Regions from separate parts of the Homo sapiens genome. Here region 1 is linked to region 2. Evidence: chromatin loops called from intact Hi-C (ENCODE). Cell type or tissue: heart right ventricle. All regions are shown on one strand. Each heading gives the region's core, and the rest is flanking DNA. Links, peaks and the distances in the headings are about the cores only.

Region 1 (8,990 bases), core at 1-5,000, 1.3 Mb after region 2:
CAGCCTCACCTAGTTATATGAGAAATAAAGTTCCTGCCTTGCACAGCTGAAGGCTGGGAGAATTCTCCCCATCCTAATTCCCCCAACTCCCCAACGATCACGTTGGACAGATGTCACTGGGCAGGCCCCCATCTAGGGCTAGCAGGATGAACAGTCCCTTTATAATTTATGTAGCTGTAGAGTTCCACGCCCGGGTGAAGTTATTTTCTGGCTCGGCAAGGCTGGCTCTGTTCACCCCTGAGAAATGCTGGATTCATGGAAAGGCAAGATGCCTGAAACATACACTGGCTCTGGTCAGCTGTTAAAGCTGCTGGAGGCATTTGTCTCTCGGGGCAAAGTTATGTCATTTGCCAAGTGTCGTACATTATTGTGCATTTTGGGGTATTCAAAAAGTGATCTTAGAAATACTGATACACATCGTCATTCTTGGGCTTTAGCAATCATCATGATTACCACCTTAGTAGCACTGTAGTATAGGTTGATGTGAGTTATAAGATTATAAAAAGATCTAAGTGACTTCTAGAATCTATTTGACAAAAAAAGGTAAATTTTCGACAGTCAAAAGTCACAATTATCTGTTGCTTAAATAGAACTGTTTTGTCTTCATGCCCTAGTCTGCAGCCCAGGCATTAAGAAGAAACCAAGGAAATTTAAGAAATTACTCAAGGTTCTTAGAAAAGAAGTATAAATACGTTTATTTACATGTTCTTAGAGTATTTACATTCTTAGTATCTCTTTTATCTCAGTATTTCCTTGAAAAAGAAAGCAAGCTAAGATTAAAAGAAATTGAAACCAAATCCTCGCAGGTAGGGACCTCCTCTGTGAGGCTCTGTGCTGGACCCTGGGAATGTGTGCTTCCCAAGGTATGAAACCCCTTGGGGAACTTTACAGCAGGACCTCAGTGAGCTGTTTGGCAGGTGAGGAAACTAAGACCCAGAGAGGAGAGGGACTTTCCTAAGGCCCTGGTGAGTGACCTGCCAGTAGCCACTTCCAGGGGAGAGCAGAGCATCTGCAGCCAAATCATTGCAGCCCCAGGTAGCTTTCTAGAATAGACTGTGGACCAGATGGGCCACCTGAGCTCCCTGCTAGGGTTACACATTATAGCCCTGTTTGTTGTAGTAGAGAAATTTCATGACTCTCAATTGTGGACTTAAGCCGATGCCTCCAGACCTTGGCATGGTCCACAGGCCCTGGGAGCATGGGCTCTGAATGTAGCCTTTGATCCCCATAGCGGTCTTACAGCCCCTCCAAGTTCATTCTGAAGAAGGAATGGAGTGAGAATCCTGGCTGCAGATCCAGTCTTGAATTTAGTCATATACTTAAAATTCCAATTCAACTGTTAACATTCCAGCATCCATTTTAAGCATCAGACTTTCTTCATTTAGCACTTTTTATTATAAAAGGGAGATCTGCTGGAGGGGGATTTCTCCTACCCCACCCCCACCCAGGGAAGGAAAAGCTCTTTGGCACTTAGAAGTCTGAGCCGTGAGTGGGACTTTGGCATTGTCTGCATCCATGTGCTGCTGTGTTCACCCGGGGTGAAAAGGACTCACTTAGGCAGGCACCAGCAAGATGCACAGGGTCTGTGTAGACCTTGAGTTTTAGAGATGTAACGGGGACCTAGAAAACAAGCCACCAACATGCTTGCATGATTCTGAGCCCCTGAGGCAAAACGCTTTGCAGGTAATAATTCAGTTTTCCCATCTGAGCTGGACACCAAGCTCTTATAAGCGTGTTTACCTGGTAGCATTGAGGACGGTACTGGTCAACCTTGGAATTCCCATAAGGGCTTGTTACAACTCAGACTGCTGCCGCCACTCCAGCGTTTCCGGAGTGGAGAATGTGCATTTCTTCCAAGTCCCCGGGCTGCCGCTGCTCCCGCGGGTGGGAGGACCACACTTGGAGTTGACTGCAAAATTTCTGAGCCGGCGCTGCAGCAGCCTCCCGTGGCTCAGGTCTGCCCCCTGCCGGTGGAAGATGAAGCATACTGCCTTCACCTACTGAGGGGCACTGAAGCGTTTGTCTGCCTTCTTTAGTTGCAGCTACTTAGGAAGAGCACCTGTCAGATTGACTTTCAAACAGATAACTTCTTGAGGTAGAGCAACCACCATGTAGTGAGTAGTATGATGGAATAATACTTCATCGAGGTATTTTAAAAAAAAAAACTCACTTGGATTGCCAACTAATATTGTCATTTACATGTGACCTGGTTGCAACGTTAAGATTTTTAAAAGACTGTGATAGATATTGATGACTCTCATGTGTTTGTCTCTCTTGGGCGTTTTAAGGAAATGCTAGTGAGTCGGAGGAAGACCGCAGCGCCGGCAGTGTGGAGAGCCCGTCCGTCTCCAGCACGCACCGGGTGTCTGATCCCAAGTTCCACCCCCTCCATTCAAAGATAATCATCATCAAGAAAGGGCATGCTAAAGACAGCCAGCGCTACAAAGTTGACTACGAGTCTCAGAGCACAGATACCCAGAACTTCTCCTCCGAGTCCAAGCGGGAGACAGAATATGTGAGAGCTTTTCCTCTTGTTAAAGGAGGAGGGCAAGACCTGCCAAGCCTGGGTACTCAGAGCCTCTTGAGGGCAATTCTTACTCAACAAACCCCAGCGCCTGGCTGATGGGTGGGCAACCCCTAGCCCCTCTGTGCCCTACCTCTCTCCTCTCCTTACATAAAGAATATTGACCCTTTTGGAGAATCTTATGAGGATCAAGCTGAAATAACACTCTTAAAAGCATATGGGATGTCATAAAGACCTCTGCAGATAATGAAAAATATTCTCATAAAGATAGTTTTATTTACTTCATCCTCTATGCTTGTTGACCTGCTATTGGTTCCATACCAGCTTCTGTGCCTTACTCTGGGAAGAGCAAAAAGGAGACAGGGAGTGATGGTTAGCTTATTCGGGGGACTTTCGTGCTACATCAGACATAAGGTATCTGAGGAGCAAATTACAGGTCCCACTTTTGGTAGTTGTGCAGCATCGTAAGATTTTTAAAGCACACATTCTAGAGTAAAAACTGTGACTCTGTTGCTCTGGTCCTTCCTGATCCCCAGGGTCCCTGCCGTAGAGAAATGGAAGACACACTGAATCACCTGAAGTTCCTCAATGTGCTGAGTCCCAGGGGTGTACACATTCCCAACTGTGACAAGAAGGGATTTTATAAGAAAAAGCAGGTGAGTGAGGTCCTCAGTGTGTTTTCTTCCTCTTCTGTTGACACAGAGGAGAAACCCATCTCACCAGCCCCCAGGCTCTTCTGGCCATAGCTCTAACTCTGAGCCTGTGCAGCACCAGTGCCCAGGACTTGGTGCCAGTCTCAGGAGGTCAGACCAAGGGCTGCTTTGACTTGTTGCTCTGAGTGCTGCTATATTGGCCATAATCCTCAACCCTAGTGCCTTTCCACCACCCGCTTCCCACTCCTGTCCTTTCAATGGTTCACCCACAGGGCGGACAAGATGCTGCCCAGTGGCACCCTTTATAAACTGCAAGTGGACATGTTAACACATTTGTTAATGCTGCGTCAGGGAGTGACATTTCAAACAACTATTATAGTCAGTTTCCAAGAAGTGTGACATGAGGTCATACCACAAAAAGCTTACCCTGAAATCCCACAATCGTCCCCTTTCCTACTGATGCCTTCCCGATAGTGAGCAGGTTGCAATATTAAGATTTTGAAAAGGCTGTTGCTAGATGTTGGTGACTCGTGTGTCTCTGTCTCCCTTGGGCTTTTCAAGGAAATGCTAGTGAGTGGGGGGATGACTGCAGCATGGCCAGCTTGGAGAGCCCAGCCATCCCCAGCACATACCAGGTGTCTGTCTTGGCGTGGAGGGGATGGAACTTGAAATCAGACACTCGGTCCATGCTGGGGATGGCCAGTCTCTCCAAACTGGCCATGTGGTCTTCCTCCGACTCACTGGCATTTCCCTAGAAAGTCCAAGTGAGAAGAAGGCATGAGAGTCATCAACATCAAACAACAGTCTTTTCAAAATCTTTATATTGCAACATAGTCCCATTCCTGGAAAAGGAATGGAGTGAGAATCCTGGCTACACATCAGCCCCAAATGTAGTCATATGCCTAAAATCCCAATTAACCTGAAAATGATCAAACAAATTTAAGATATAGTAATATTAAGCTGTAATAAATATGCTTCTATAGGCTTTGTGTTATGTGATGGCACTATTTCAATTGGCTTTCTAATTGGACAATTGATACTATGCTATCTACAGAATTGGCCTTTGGAGACCTAAGTGAGCCACAGTGGCCTCAGGGTGACCATATACTAGGATTCATAGTAGTGGCCACAGTCAGAAAGCCTAAGCTTTCCTCCATTGCCATTGCTCGTTTATACCCACGTTTTCTGTCAAAGTCATATTCATTCAACAAAGTCATACTGAGAAGGTGTCATGTGAGGCTGGATGTGGGCTCCAAAGTCATAGCTGTGACATTCGCAGGCAGCGGGGATGTTCTCAGTCCCACATTTGGCAGAGAAGTCAGTCAAGAGGTTCTACAAGGGCTGGTGTCCACCTTATACTCCTAGAAACACAAAACTGCCCCCACCCCCGCTTTCTTGGAGCAGGAAGTTACACCCACACGCATGCACAGGCGCACACTCAGCGGGCCTAGGCACGCATGGCTCTTGTGTTGCCTTAGCTGAAATTTCTGTTGTGCTTTCTCAGCATAGCAGAGTCACGCTGGCAAACCATCATGCGCCCTGGCCACCGACCTGACACCAGACCCAGGAGCATTCACTTCTCTGTCTTCTGTTTCTCTCCCACAGTGTCGCCCTTCCAAAGGCAGGAAGCGGGGCTTCTGCTGGTGTGTGGATAAGTATGGGCAGCCTCTCCCAGGCTACACCACCAAGGGGAAGGAGGACGTGCACTGCTACAGCATGCAGAGCAAGTAGACGCCTGCCGCAAGGGTGAGTACTCAGGAGGGGCAGCCTGGGGCTCCAGGGCCTCACTGTCCTTGGACCAGCCTCAGGGGCTGGGCGTGGCCACTGGCCCTTCCCCAGGCTTACAGACCCAGGAGCTGCAGCTCAGGGCCAGAAAGAGCAAAGCAAATAGGACAGAGCCCTCAGAAGGGTGCAGGGAGAGGGAGACCCCATCAACCCAACCAAACAAGTGTGGGGAAGGAGGCCGGCCAGTGCACCTCAGGGACACTCTGCTTTATCTCAGATACCTCACAGCACCTAAGCTATCATTCATCCACACACAAAGTGAAGATTTTCAAAGTTAGGCTTTACCCGTGAGGTCTGGAGGTCCATTTATCTTCACAGAGAAACCGTTTTAATCCGCAAGAACCTGCTAAAGATACATGTTTCTAAATTAAAGATGTGAATGTGAGACAGCTGAAATAGCTCAGTTGGGAGAGCATCAGTTTGAAGATGCAGCTTTTTTTTTCTGTAAAATATATAATGAATATTCTGTTAGTCTGTGGCTAATATAATTTTAATAAAGTTAATTTAAATCTGATAGAAAAATGAAATTTTAAACGATAATTTTAGAGAATGCTATTATATCCAGTCTTCTTTTTTCTTTTAATAAATGAGGGAACTATTGGGGGAAAGGAATAAATACATTTTCTTTCATTTTATTAAGACAAATTTAGTAAGCAGAAGAAATTTGCATGTTTAGTTATAAGGGTTTCTTTTTTCCTTACAAGTTGGAAAAAATAATTCTAATTTAAGGGTAACTCTTTGACAATGAACACTGTGAGCAGCATCTGGTACTCGTTGCTTTGTTTGAAAACATGAGTTGAGACCCCAGCCCTGCACTTGCAGGCCTAGTGCCATTAGCCTGCAGGCTGTGCTGGATATCTCAGGGCAAGAGTCGAGCCCTTTTGATTTTGGGGGGATTATTTCAATATATTTCTTTTTCTTTTTGTTTTAGTTAATGTGGAGCTCAAATATGCCTTATTTTGCACAAAAGACTGCCAAGGACATGACCAGCAGCTGGCTACAGCCTCGATTTATATTTCTGTTTGTGGTGAACTGATTTTTTTTAAACCAAAGTTTAGAAAGAGGTTTTTGAAATGCCTATGGTTTCTTTGAATGGTAAACTTGAGCATCTTTTCACTTTCCAGTAGTCAGCAAAGAGCAGTTTGAATTTTCTTGTCGCTTCCTATCAAAATATTCAGAGACTCGAGCACAGCACCCAGACTTCATGCGCCCGTGGAATGCTCACCACATGTTGGTCGAAGCGGCCGACCACTGACTTTGTGACTTAGGCGGCTGTGTTGCCTATGTAGAGAACACGCTTCACCCCCACTCCCCGTACAGTGCGCACAGGCTTTATCGAGAATAGGAAAACCTTTAAACCCCGGTCATCCGGACATCCCAACGCATGCTCCTGGAGCTCACAGCCTTCTGTGGTGTCATTTCTGAAACAAGGGCGTGGATCCCTCAACCAAGAAGAATGTTTATGTCTTCAAGTGACCTGTACTGCTTGGGGACTATTGGAGAAAATAAGGTGGAGTCCTACTTGTTTAAAAAATATGTATCTAAGAATGTTCTAGGGCACTCTGGGAACCTATAAAGGCAGGTATTTCGGGCCCTCCTCTTCAGGAATCTTCCTGAAGACATGGCCCAGTCGAAGGCCCAGGATGGCTTTTGCTGCGGCCCCGTGGGGTAGGAGGGACAGAGAGACAGGGAGAGTCAGCCTCCACATTCAGAGGCATCACAAGTAATGGCACAATTCTTCGGATGACTGCAGAAAATAGTGTTTTGTAGTTCAACAACTCAAGACGAAGCTTATTTCTGAGGATAAGCTCTTTAAAGGCAAAGCTTTATTTTCATCTCTCATCTTTTGTCCTCCTTAGCACAATGTAAAAAAGAATAGTAATATCAGAACAGGAAGGAGGAATGGCTTGCTGGGGAGCCCATCCAGGACACTGGGAGCACATAGAGATTCACCCATGTTTGTTGAACTTAGAGTCATTCTCATGCTTTTCTTTATAATTCACACATATATGCAGAGAAGATATGTTCTTGTTAACATTGTATACAACATAGCCCCAAATATAGTAAGATCTATACTAGATAATCCTAGATGAAATGTTAGAGATGCTATATGATACAACTGTGGCCATGACTGAGGAAAGGAGCTCACGCCCAGAGACTGGGCTGCTCTCCCGGAGGCCAAACCCAAGAAGGTCTGGCAAAGTCAGGCTCAGGGAGACTCTGCCCTGCTGCAGACCTCGGTGTGGACACACGCTGCATAGAGCTCTCCTTGAAAACAGAGGGGTCTCAAGACATTCTGCCTACCTATTAGCTTTTCTTTATTTTTTTAACTTTTTGGGGGGAAAAGTATTTTTGAGAAGTTTGTCTTGCAATGTATTTATAAATAGTAAATAAAGTTTTTACCATTAAAAAAATATCTTTCCCTTTGTTATTGACCATCTCTGGGCTTTGTATCACTAATTATTTTATTTTATTATATAATAATTATTTTATTATAATAAAATCCTGAAAGGGGAAAATATTTTAGCTGTAGTGGAAAACTTCATAACCACAAATGTTTCCCTGCTTTCCCTTTTAGCAAAAGAACCCAAGTCAGTTTCCATGGCTTTGTGGGAAGCCTATGGAGGCATTGGGTCATATCTGCAAGATGGTCCAATTCTAGGAGGTTGTGTTGTTGGGACAGTCTGTGGCCCAGGTTTGATCAGGTCAGCAATGTGCACCTATGTGACTGGTCCTTGCCTTTTTTGGGTTGTGTCCTGTATTGTCCCATCTAACACTAGCAGCCATCCACAGACAAGCAGGGAAGGACCAGAACAGACACTCAGCAATTCAGTCTCGTGTCCTTTACCGCTTTGTCCCCTTCCCATCTCCAATCAGAGAGTGGCCCTTCTCTGCTCCAAGCAGAAGGGGTTCTGGGATCTAAGCCCCCTCATCTGCAGCCTTGGAAGAATTGTTACTTGTCAAAGCCACTTTAGACAAAACACTGAGCCTGTGGCTTCAGAGCATCCAAGGATAAACTGCAGTCGAAGAGTTACCTCCTGTCGAGTTACCTCCTGTCTAGCGCCATGTCTGATTTGTTGATGAAACATCTAAAATGATACCCTTATCACGTGTTGTATGTGATGAGCAGCAAGCCGGTTCTGTAAGTGTTCAGAGGACTGGTATTGTGGTGTGTGGTCTCAGGCTGATCACATGAGAAACCAGGACAAATGAGAAAGCAGGCCCCTTGGGGGTGCTGTGACTGCAAGGCTGTGAGGATGGAGGGAGACAGTGAGCAGAAGGAGCCCATTGCAGGGAGCAGGCACCAAGCGTCACGGAGAGTTGTGCGGCAGAATCCTGGAGCACCTGGGGAGCGAGGCCAAGTGTCTGGAAATCCAGGACCGGAACGTGGCAACCTCTTGGGAGCTGCTGAAGAGCTATGAGCTACAAAATAATGCTTGCCTTCTAAGCCCACTGGGTTTGTTTTCCTGGGAGCCACCAACTCATGTGCCCTTTCTTGTCCTCATTTCTTAACCTCTAACTTCTGCTGCTTCCCACACTTCATGATGATTAATTCTATGTGTCAACTTGACTGGGCCATGGGGTGCCCAGGTACAGCATCTGTGAGGGTGATACTGTGAGCGTAGTATCTGTGAAGGTGTTTCCAGATAAGATTAGCATTTAAATCAGTGGACTCAGTAAAATAGATTGCCCTCCCCAATGTGGGCAGGCATCCATCGATCCATTAAGGTTCTGAATAGAACAAAAGGCAGAGGAAAGAAGGGTTTGTGCCTTTTTTCTGTCTGCGTGGGCAGAATTGCACCACCAGCTTTCCTGGTTCTCCAGCTTGCAGATTACAGATGGTGAGACTTAGCCTCCATACTTAGCCAATTTTTTGTAATAAGTCTTTTTTGGTGGGTGATTAGAGATAAGTAGGTAGATAGACTAGATAGATGATAGATTGATAGATTAGATAGATAGGTAGATTAGACAGAGATAGATACATAGATGATAGATAGATAGATAGATAGATAGATAGATAGATAGAT
Region 2 (9,793 bases), core at 2,019-7,018:
CACAGATGGTAAGGCAGCACATGAATGTAACAGCATGAGACACTAGGGATATGCCGGTTAAAAGCACAGTGAGCTCTCATTCCACCTCCCTTAGTTCAAAAACAAGGCAAAGCTAAACAAAACCAAAAATGGACATTATCAAGTTCTGGCAGAGGCAGAGAAACTGGAACTCTTACGCTTGCTGGTGGAGATACAGAATGGGTCAACTGCTTAGAAAACAGTTTGAAGGGGCCGGGTGCGGTGGCTCACGCCTGTAATCCCAGCACTTTGGGAGGCTGAGGCAGTTGGATCACGAGGTCAGGAGTTTGAGACCAGCCTGGCCAACATGGTGAAACCCCATCTCTACTAAAAATACAAAATTAGCTGGGCCTGGTGGCACCTGCCTGTAGTCCCAGCTACTTGGGAGGCTGAGGCAGGAGAATCGCTTGAACTCGGGAGGCGGAGGTTGCAATGAGCTAAGATTGCACCACTGCACTCCAGCCTGGGCGACAGAGCAAGACTCCGTCTCAAAAAAACAAAACAAAAAAAAGAAAACAGTTTGAAAATTTCCCTGTAAAGTAAAACTTACATTTACCATGTATGTTGCAGCAATCTCCCTCTTAGGTGTTTACCCAGTGGAAATGAAAGCTTATGGGTCACACAAAAACTTATTACATGAATACTTAGAGCAACTTTTATTTATAATTGCCAAGAATGAAAACCTAATGTCCTTCAGCTGATGGATGTACCAACCAACTGGGGTACATCCATCCAATGGAATATTATTCAGCAAAGAAACCCCAAATTATTGATACTCTCAACAGAATGCAAGAATCTTAAAATAATTATGCTGAATGAAAGAAGTCCAACTCAAAAGACTACAAACTATACAATTCCATTTATATGACCTTCTGGAAAAGGGAAAGCCTTAGGGATGGAGATGTCCTGGGTTAGAGATGGGAGAGAGCTGGATTTCAAAGGATGGTGAGAAAGACTTTTGAGGTGGGTGGAACTTTTCTGTCTTGATTGTGGTGCTGGTTCCATGATCCTGTGCATTTGTCAAAACTCATAGAACTGTAGACGAGAGAGAGAGACAGAGAAAGGAATTGCATTGTACGTAAATTTTAAAAATAACTATAAAATGTGAGGGTTGGTTTCTGAACAGAGACCTAATAAGTTATCTGAGTAATATTAGTATTAACCTTTATTGAGCATTTACTTTGTGCCAGGTGTTATCTTGTGAAGTCCTCAAAACTAGCCACTGGGGTAGATATTATGAGGTAGAGCTCCAGAGAGAACTGGAGGCTCAGAGAGGCTACAGTCAGCAGAGTCCAACTCAACCCCAGGTGGGTGAGGCTGCGAGGCCTGTGCAAGGTTCCCCGGGGCTGCAGCCTGCCCTCCCCTCCCCTTTTCTTTCCCTCCTGAATCCTCCCCTTCCTGCCAGCACCTCCCTATCCCGGCCCCTCCCATCCTTCCCAGAAAAGCCTTCTCCACTCATGTCACTTCTTTGATGTAAATTCCAGTGAGTAAGGAGGACGATTTGGTCAAAGGTATGAAAATATTTCTGACTTTTGATCAAATTTCTGTTCCTATCCTTAAATCAATTTACAACCAGATGGTGTCATACCAAAGCACCTTGGGTACTTGGAGGAAAATGTTCCTTTGTCCAGAGTCTCCTGCAGTGATGTGGCTGCCCCTTCTTCCTCCACACCCTGTACTCTTTCCCATTTCCAGTCCCTCTGCTGCCCTCATACCTGGAGGCCACTCTTCTTTCCCATTTCCAGCCCCTCTGCTGCCCTCATACCTGGAGGCCATTCCTCTCTGTGTCTGGAGGCTGTTCTGACCTAAGCTCCTTTATCAGCAAAGTGGGTCCACTGTTCCTTTCCCTCCTCCCTCACCGTCTCCATCTCAATTCTTAGCCTTTTCCAATTTTTCCAATTCTTAGCCAATTCTAGCCATCTCCTGGCTGCCCAATTCTTAGCCTTTCCTTCACCCTCACCCTTCTTGTCAGGCCACTGTTTCCCAAGGATATTTCTTGCATGAGGCTGATGCTGAGTCCTTTGAGAGGAAGAGACCTACAGCTGGGAGAGGGGGCTCCTACAAGGAGGAGGCAGCAGGTTGCATAGCCCAGGCTCAGGTGCCCGCTGGGGATGACCCAGGAAAACACCCACCAAGCCAGCATGTTAGGGGGCACCCTCACCTAGGAAAGTGAGGTACAAGACAGGGAGTGTGTACTCTGCATAAATAAAAATGCCCTAGGATGAGGATGTGGAAGGAGAACTAGAGGATTATTCCTGTTTTGTTCTCTGTACTTGGAGAAACCCTCTGTGCTTCTCATATCACGGGGCCTGTGGGGCTGAAAACAGGGTGGCTTGAAGACATCCTCTCCTACTCTCCCCTCCCCTTTCTTCAGCTCCCCTCCCCTCTCCTCGGTGCTGTGGGTGCCTCTGCTCATGGAGGGAACCATGTGGCTGAGGCTGTTGTGATTCTTTCTGATTTGGTCTTGTGGTCTCTTTCTGCAGAGTTCCTATAAACTGTGCCCCACCTAATGGGCCTCGGGGATTTGGTGGTGGATGTGTACAGCACGCCTTTCACAAGATTCTTCTTTATCCTGGCAGGTGGCCTCATGCCTGAGGGTGAGACCCATGGTCTGGTGTTGCTCTCACAGGAATCTTGTTCATACTGGCAGACTCCTTGTGGCTCCCATCTGACCTGTTTCCAGCTATTCCCAATAAGATAGCCACTCTTTAGGCCAGCCCTGACTAGGAGAGGAGCTAGGTTCTGGTGCATCTGTCCGGGGAGACAGAGGAGGCAACTGGACAAAGCACATAGAGTCACAGAAGCAGCATATTCCTCACAGATCCCAGAGAGAAGAAGGCAGAATACCTCACATGGCTAGCGGAATGGAGGGAGCTGCCTGGGGCACACACACACACAACCACTGGGTGGGGATCGAGAGAGAGGAGGACCTGTAAGCTGAGGCCTTAAGTGGGGTCCAGGGGTCTACCCCAGGCAGGTTTCCCATAGGGAGTTCTAATTGATGGGTTTAGAGCAAGCAGGCACCGGTTCCATGTAATCACGCCATGACTGAGAGGTGGTCATTGCAGCATATCTGTGAGGTCCATGTGGGGTCAGTGGGGTGAGTCAAGTAGGTTGTATCCAGCTGTCTCGTAGGGCAGTGGTCACCAGGAGGTGTTTGTATAAGGCAGATGTCTGGATTGATCACATTGAGGAACTGGAAGGAGGTGGAGAGCTGGAAACTGTGTTAAGGGTGAGTAAGCCCTGCCTCTGGTAGGAAAAAGTTAAACCTCTGTTGGGAATGGTAACATGGAATTATAAGAGTTCACTACAAGCTGCATCCTAGGCCTTTCTCCTACTCTCACTGCCACAGAAACCCAGTGGTTCCGGGTTAGTGGGTCCGCATGTTGGTGCATGTTCGTGTGTGTGCGTGCATGCGTGTGTTTGTGCATGCATGTGCACATATGTGTGTCTGAGGTCTTTCTTTTCACCCTTAAACCCCAACAGGCTAGTGACAGGTTGTGGGCCCAGGGCAGCAGGGGCCACTGATCTTCAGGGGCCTCATGGCTCAAATGACATAGCAGGGCCCAGGCAGGGTTATGGTTGGAGAGACACCTGGGGACCCAGGGACGGCCCTGTGGCCCAGGCAGGGATGTGGCAGGAACCTCTAACAGAGCCTGCACCTGACAAGGACCAGAGAGTGGTAGCCTTGAAGTCACACCTGCCTCGATTTAATGAACAAGTGGGCAGTTTGCACAACTGGCCTGGCTGTTTCCAGTTAGCGTCGGCTCCCAGGGACTGGCACAGGCTCAGTCGGCTCAGCATATTGTCTATGGGCGATTTTCCATCTTGCTCACAAAACCAGGAACATTTACTATCTGGCCTTTTCCAGAAAAAAGTTTGCGGGTTCCCGGGCCATGCTCTCATTATTGTTGGCGTTATGAGGAAATGCAGATACAGCAGCAGAAGGAAGATCTGAGAGAAGAAGACAACAGGGTCACTGAAGTTGTGTTAAAGTGGTGCAGCACATTTGCCCTCTTTTTTTTTTGTACTTTCAAGACTGGCCACAATGCTGAATTTCAACGAAAGCACCCATAAGGAAGCCTGCCTTTTGATGTGCTCAGCCTGCGAGGGTCGGGAGGAAGAGAGGGGCCTGCCGCCTCGCGCCCTGCCCGCGCGCCCTCTGTGGGTGCCGCTGGTCCCGGTGTGGCCGGCAGGGGGCGCGCGCGCCATTCCCGGGCTCGCCGGGCGGGGCGGGGGCGCTTCCGAAGCTGAGCCGAGGACGCCGTGTTCCGCCGGTCCGGAGCGCCGCTACTCCGCGACCTGAGCCTGGCTCAGCAGCTCTGCCAGGCGTGCTTCCGCGCAGGGTGGCCGGACGTTCTGGGGAAGTTGCCCCGGGCCCAGCACAACGCCTGCGGGGGAGGGGGTGAGCGGCTCCAGCAAGGGACCCAGGGGCGGGGCTCAGGGAGACGGGGAGGGAGAATGGAATAGATAGGAACCGTCGAGATCTCGCAGGGGGGCCCACAGGCCACCCCCAGGGTCGCCTCCGCCCCCGCTGCCCTGCGGGCTACCGGCTCCAGTGGCGGGCCAGGACAGGGCAGCGCGAAGAGGAAACGCGCCCCGGCGCTAGGCCCCCCTCCCAAGGAAGGGGTCAAGCGGGCTCTGCCCTGCCCTACTAGTGTGACTGCTGGCTTCTGGGGGCTCAGCTCCCCGACTGTAGAGGAAGAGCTAGAAAAGCGATTCCCGAGAAGGGGAATCATTGTAAGCAGTTACTGCACTGTAAAGTGGCAGAGGGCTTGCTTGGTAGCGGAGAATCAATCGGGTTACTCTTCCTTCCTCACGGGAAGGGCATTTGTAAATTCCGCGTTGCAGAGACAGCCGGTGCTGGCCAGTTGCCTGGCAAGCGTGTGCTCACGCACACATCAGCTGCATCCATGAGGGAGATGATCCTATCTTAGCGTGGCAGGGCCAGAAAGGGGCTGAGAGTCTGGGCCCAGTACTGCTGGACTGTGCAGCCTTCGCTCTGTTCTCCTTCAGTGATGACTCACTCTCTCCTGAAAGAAGACCACACTGCCCCGGAGACACAGGAGGCCTTCTGACCTGGCCCGGTTGCCCTTCCTGGAGATGCCCCTCCTTCCCCAGAAGGCAGGCTCAGCTCATGGATGGTGCAGTCAGTAAGGGGAACTCAGTGCTGCCCAGGTCCCAGTCCACTGTGGACACCTGCATGATCTGACACTTCCCCATGAGGACTTTTGAGAAGCCAGATGACTTGTTTGAATTATCCAGTTCAGCTCCTGAGCCTCCTCTGCAAGATCCTACCAAGCAAACTTGGGGTGTTTCCCCTGCTCCCCTATTTCTGGTATTAACACCTTCCCCAGAACACCAGACTATTCCTGTTATGACGAGTAAAGACCTCTTAGTATTGTAACTTAAGGGGGTCACACCATGGCAACATTCTATTTTTTTCCTTTTTGTGTACTAGCTAGAATTACTCTATTTATTTACTTCAGGCATTTACTTGTTGTAATTATCTGATTTTGTGTCCCTGAAATAGTTTTTGCAGAAAAATCAGGATAAATTATTGATTCTGCCCCTTTTATTTTTTATAGTTTTTAGAAGGGGTTTATTTTTTATAATCCAAATGTGCCCAAGTAAGGTTTGTTTGTTGAGAAGTGCCTTTCCAAACCCCTCAATTTTTATTTTATTTATATTTATTTATTTATTTATTTATTCATTTTGAGACAGAGTCTTGCTCTGTCTCCCAGGTTGGAGTGCAGTGGCACCTTGTATTAGTCCGTTTTCATGCTGCTGATAAAGACATACCCCAGAATGGGAAGAAGAAGAGGTTTAGTGGACTTGCAGTTCCACATGACTGGGGAGGCCTTACAATCGTGGTGGAGGGCAAGGAAGAGCAAGTCAGGTCTTACACGGATGGCGGCAGGAAAAGAGAGAGAACTTGTGTAGGGGAACTCCTCTTTATAAAACCATCAGATCTCATGTGAGACTTATTCACTATCATGAGACCAGCACGAGAAAGACCTGCCCCTGTGATTCACAGGGACCCACTGGGTCCCTCCCATGACACATGGAATTGTGGGAGTTACAATTCAAGATGAGATTTGGGGGGAAACACAGCCAAACCCTATCAAGCCATCTCGGCTCTCTGCAACCTCCACTTCCCAGGCTCAAGTGATTCTCCTGCCTCAGCCTCCTGAGTAGCTGGGATTACAGGCATGCGCCACCACACCTGGATAATTTTTGTATTTTTTATAGACATGGGGTTTCATCATGTCGGCCAGACTGGTCTTGAACTCCTGACCTCGTGCAATCCACCTGCCTCAGCCTCCCGAAGTGTTGGGATTGCAGGAGTGAGCCACTGTGCCTGGCCCTCAATTTTTAACATGTATGTTTCCATTCATTGCTGAGCTGTTTAACCTTATATAATGTTAAAGAAAACAGATGGCAGCTAGGTAACAAGAGCCCTGTCAATGGGCATCCCCTTCTCCTATGTTCCGTTTCTGGGAATCAACTTAAAGAGACCATTAAAAACCAGATTTGCACAAAATCAAACAAACATATTGGTTGAAGCATTTAAAAGAATGAAAGTTTGGAAATAATCTCATTATTCAATAGTTATTCAGTAGTTGCTTAATAAAATGTGGCATATCCATTTGATGGAATATTATATAGCAATTAAAATGATATTTCTTAAAACTATGTATGTCTTCAAGCATCTTTATTGAGGTATACATACCATAAAATTCATCCAATTTGAAATGTACATTCAGTGACTTTTAGTAAACCATCACAATTCAGTTTTAGAACATTATCACCACCCCCAAAATTTCCTCCTACCCATTTGCAATCAATCCCAGCTACCATTTTTGACTCCAGGCAACTACTGACCTGCTTTCTATCTCTATAGACAGAAATTCCTAGAAATTTCATATAAGTAGAATCATACTATATGTGGTCTTTTGTGTCCGGCTTCTTTCACTTCGTATAATGTTTTTGAAGTTCATCCGTGTGGTTTCCTGTATCAGCATTGCCTTCATTCTTATTTCTAAGTGCGTTCCATTGGATGAATATACCATATATTGTTTATGCATTCATAAGTTGGTGAACATTTAGATTGTTTTCACTTTTTGGATATTATGAATAATGCTTTTGTGAAACATTCACATATAGGTCTTTGTGTGGATATGTGTTTTCATTTTTCTGGGATATATACCTAGAAGTGAAATTGTTCAGGATATGCTGAGTGGATATTTTTAAGAAGCTGCCCAACTTTTTGCCAAAGTGGCTGTGGCATTTTTTTTTCCTACAAGTGATGTATATGGGTTCCGGTTTCTCCACATCCTTGACAGTGGGTGTTGGTGTTTGAATGTTGGCTATTCCAATAGGTTTCTGGTAATATCTTGTTATGTTTTTAATTTGCATTTCCTTAACGGCTAATGGCATCTTTTATCTCATTATTTATTATAGCATGTTTGTCATTATTTATTTATATATCTTTGGTGTCTATTTAAAGCTTTTGCCAGTTTTTCCTTTTTTTTAAAAACTTTTATGCCAATTTTTCAGTGGGTTGCTTATCTTATTATTATTAAACTGTAAGAGTTCTTCATATATTCTGGACACAAGTGCTTTATCAGACCTAAGATTTGCAAATATTTTCTTCAATTCTGCAGCTTGTCCTTTCATCCAATAAGAAATAATGATATATTTTGCAGAACAAATTTTTGTTAACTTTGATAAAGTCCAGCTTATTCATTTTTTTCTCTAGGGATTGTGCTTTTGGTGCCATGTCTATGAAATCTTTGCCAAACCCAAGATCACAGACTTTTAAGAAGTGTTTTTTTTTTTTTTTTGAGACAGCGTCTCCCTCTGTTGCCCAGGCTGGAGTGCAGTGGTGCGATCTTGGCTCACTGCAACCTCCACCTCCTGGGTTCAAGCAATTCTCCTGCCTTAGCCTCCTGAGTAGCTGGGATTACACCATGCTCGGCTAATTTTTGTATTTTTTAGTAGAGGTGGGGTTTCACCATGTTGGTCATGCTGGTTTTGAACTCCTGACCTCATGATCCACCTGCCTCGGCCTCCCAAAGTGCTGGGATTACAGGCGTGAGCCACCATGCCTGGCCCAAGAAATTTTATAGTTCATTTTACATTTGGGTCTATGACCCATTTTTAGTTAATTTTTGTGTATGATAAGAAAAAAGGGTTAAATTATTTTTTAAATGTGGAAATTCAATATTTGTTGAAAATACTATTATTTCCCTATTGGATTGTCTTGGCATTTTTGTCAAAAATCAATTGACAAATATATGCTTAGAAATGACATGAAAGCACAAGCAACAAAATAAAAAACAGACAAGTTGGAATTCATTTAAATTAAAAGCTCTTGTGCATCAAGAGACATTATTAAGAAAGAAGGCAACCACAAAATGGAAGACAATATTTGCACATCATGTATCCAATAAGGGACTAGTATCCAAAATATATAAAGAATTACTACAGCTCAGCAACAAAATAGGCAATGAACTTGAACAGACTTTTCTCCAAAGAATGTATACAAATGGACAATAACCACATGAAAAGTGGTTCAGTGCCATTTAGTCATTAGAGAAATGTAAATCAAAATCACAATTAGAACTGCTTCAAACCCATTAGGATAGCTATTACTAAAAAAAAAAAAAAAATTAGAGAATAACAAGTGTTGGCAAGGATGTGAAGAAATTAGAACTCTTGTACACCACTGGTGGGAGTGTAAAATGGTACAGCCCCTATGGAAGACATTTTGTTGGCTCCTCAAGAAGTTAAACAGAATGACTAAATGATTCATAAATTTCACTTATAAATGCATACCCCCAAATAATTGAAAACAAATGTTCAAATAAAAATGTGTACATAAATGTCCATAGTAGCACTATTCATAATCGCCAAAAGGTGGAAACAACCCAAAGTTTCATCAGCTGATGAATGAACAGAAAATGTGTTATATCCATATAGTGGAACATTATTTAGCCATAAAAAGGAATAAAGTACTGATACATGGTACAATGTGGATGATCCTCAAAAATATTATGTTAGTAAATGAAGCCAGACACCAAAGATTACATATTGTATAATTTCACTTATGTAAAACATGCAAAATACATAAATCCACAGAGATAGAAAGGAGACTAGTGGCTTCCAAAGGCTGGAGGGAGGGGAAATAGGGAATGACTGTTTGATGCGTCTGAGTGAAATAGTTCTGAAACTAGAGAGAGAGATGATGATTGAGCAACATTCTGAATGTACTAAATGCCACTGAATTACAACACTTAAACATGGTGAAAACTTTGTTTTGTGTTGTGTGTATTTTACTACGATAAAACCATAAATGGGTGGGCTTTTAATAGTCTTTTGAGAGGTAGTGCAGTTCAGTGAAAACACCATGGATTTCAGATGTGATAAGATTTGATCTTGTATTTTCTCACTCTATGACCTTGGGAAAACCTCTTGGAACTGGATTCTGTATCTGGAACGCATGGTCAATTGGTGTTACTTCAAGGATTAAATGAGATGATATAACTGCAGTGTCAGCACAGACACTTGGCACATTTCAAGAGGCCAAGAGTAGTCATTTGGCTTGGAGAAGAAAGCAAAAAGGGACAAAAATGCAGGACAGTTCTTTGGGTCTGACCCAGTACTTCCCACCTACTTGCTTGTGGATTTCAAGAGTAACTGTAGCTTGTGCTGAGAGTGCAACATTCTGAGATGCCGGGGACTGGCTGGAATAGCCTGGGCTCTGTCCAGT

What was found. A loop is a pair of places that touch in the nucleus more often than their neighbours do. Peaks named below come from ENCODE experiments on the same cell type or tissue, not always from the same donor. Only the 100,000 strongest peaks of a DNase experiment are listed, where the experiment ranks them.
Region 1: it touches region 2 in a loop (5-fold over the local background); 61 of 110 quality-filtered maps call a loop at or near these places.

What each region holds. Positions count from the first base shown.
Region 1 is chr7:45,910,738-45,919,727 of GRCh38, reverse strand. It overlaps IGFBP3 (insulin like growth factor binding protein 3), which reads left to right. Exons shown (of 5, transcript NM_000598.5): 2 at 2,289-2,515; 3 at 3,061-3,180; 4 at 4,783-4,923; 5 at 5,894-7,483. The coding sequence ends at 4,908. Among named protein-coding and RNA genes, the nearest start is that of IGFBP3, 6.0 kb to the left of the region's middle. In heart right ventricle, for the core only: CTCF peaks have their summits at 1,748 and 1,954 (motif pointing left); a DNase peak (open chromatin) is centred at 1,937; H3K4me3 peaks cover 2,117 bases; H3K27me3 peaks cover 549 bases.
Region 2 is chr7:47,249,021-47,258,813 of GRCh38, reverse strand. It overlaps LOC124901628 (a long non-coding RNA gene), which reads left to right and starts at 4,200. Exons shown (of 2, transcript XR_007060318.1): 1 at 4,200-4,423; 2 at 5,035-6,714. RefSeq lists a silencer at 4,139-4,318. In heart right ventricle, for the core only: a CTCF peak has its summit at 4,209 (motif pointing right); DNase peaks (open chromatin) are centred at 4,303 and 4,953; H3K4me3 peaks cover 1,248 bases; H3K27ac peaks cover 1,579 bases.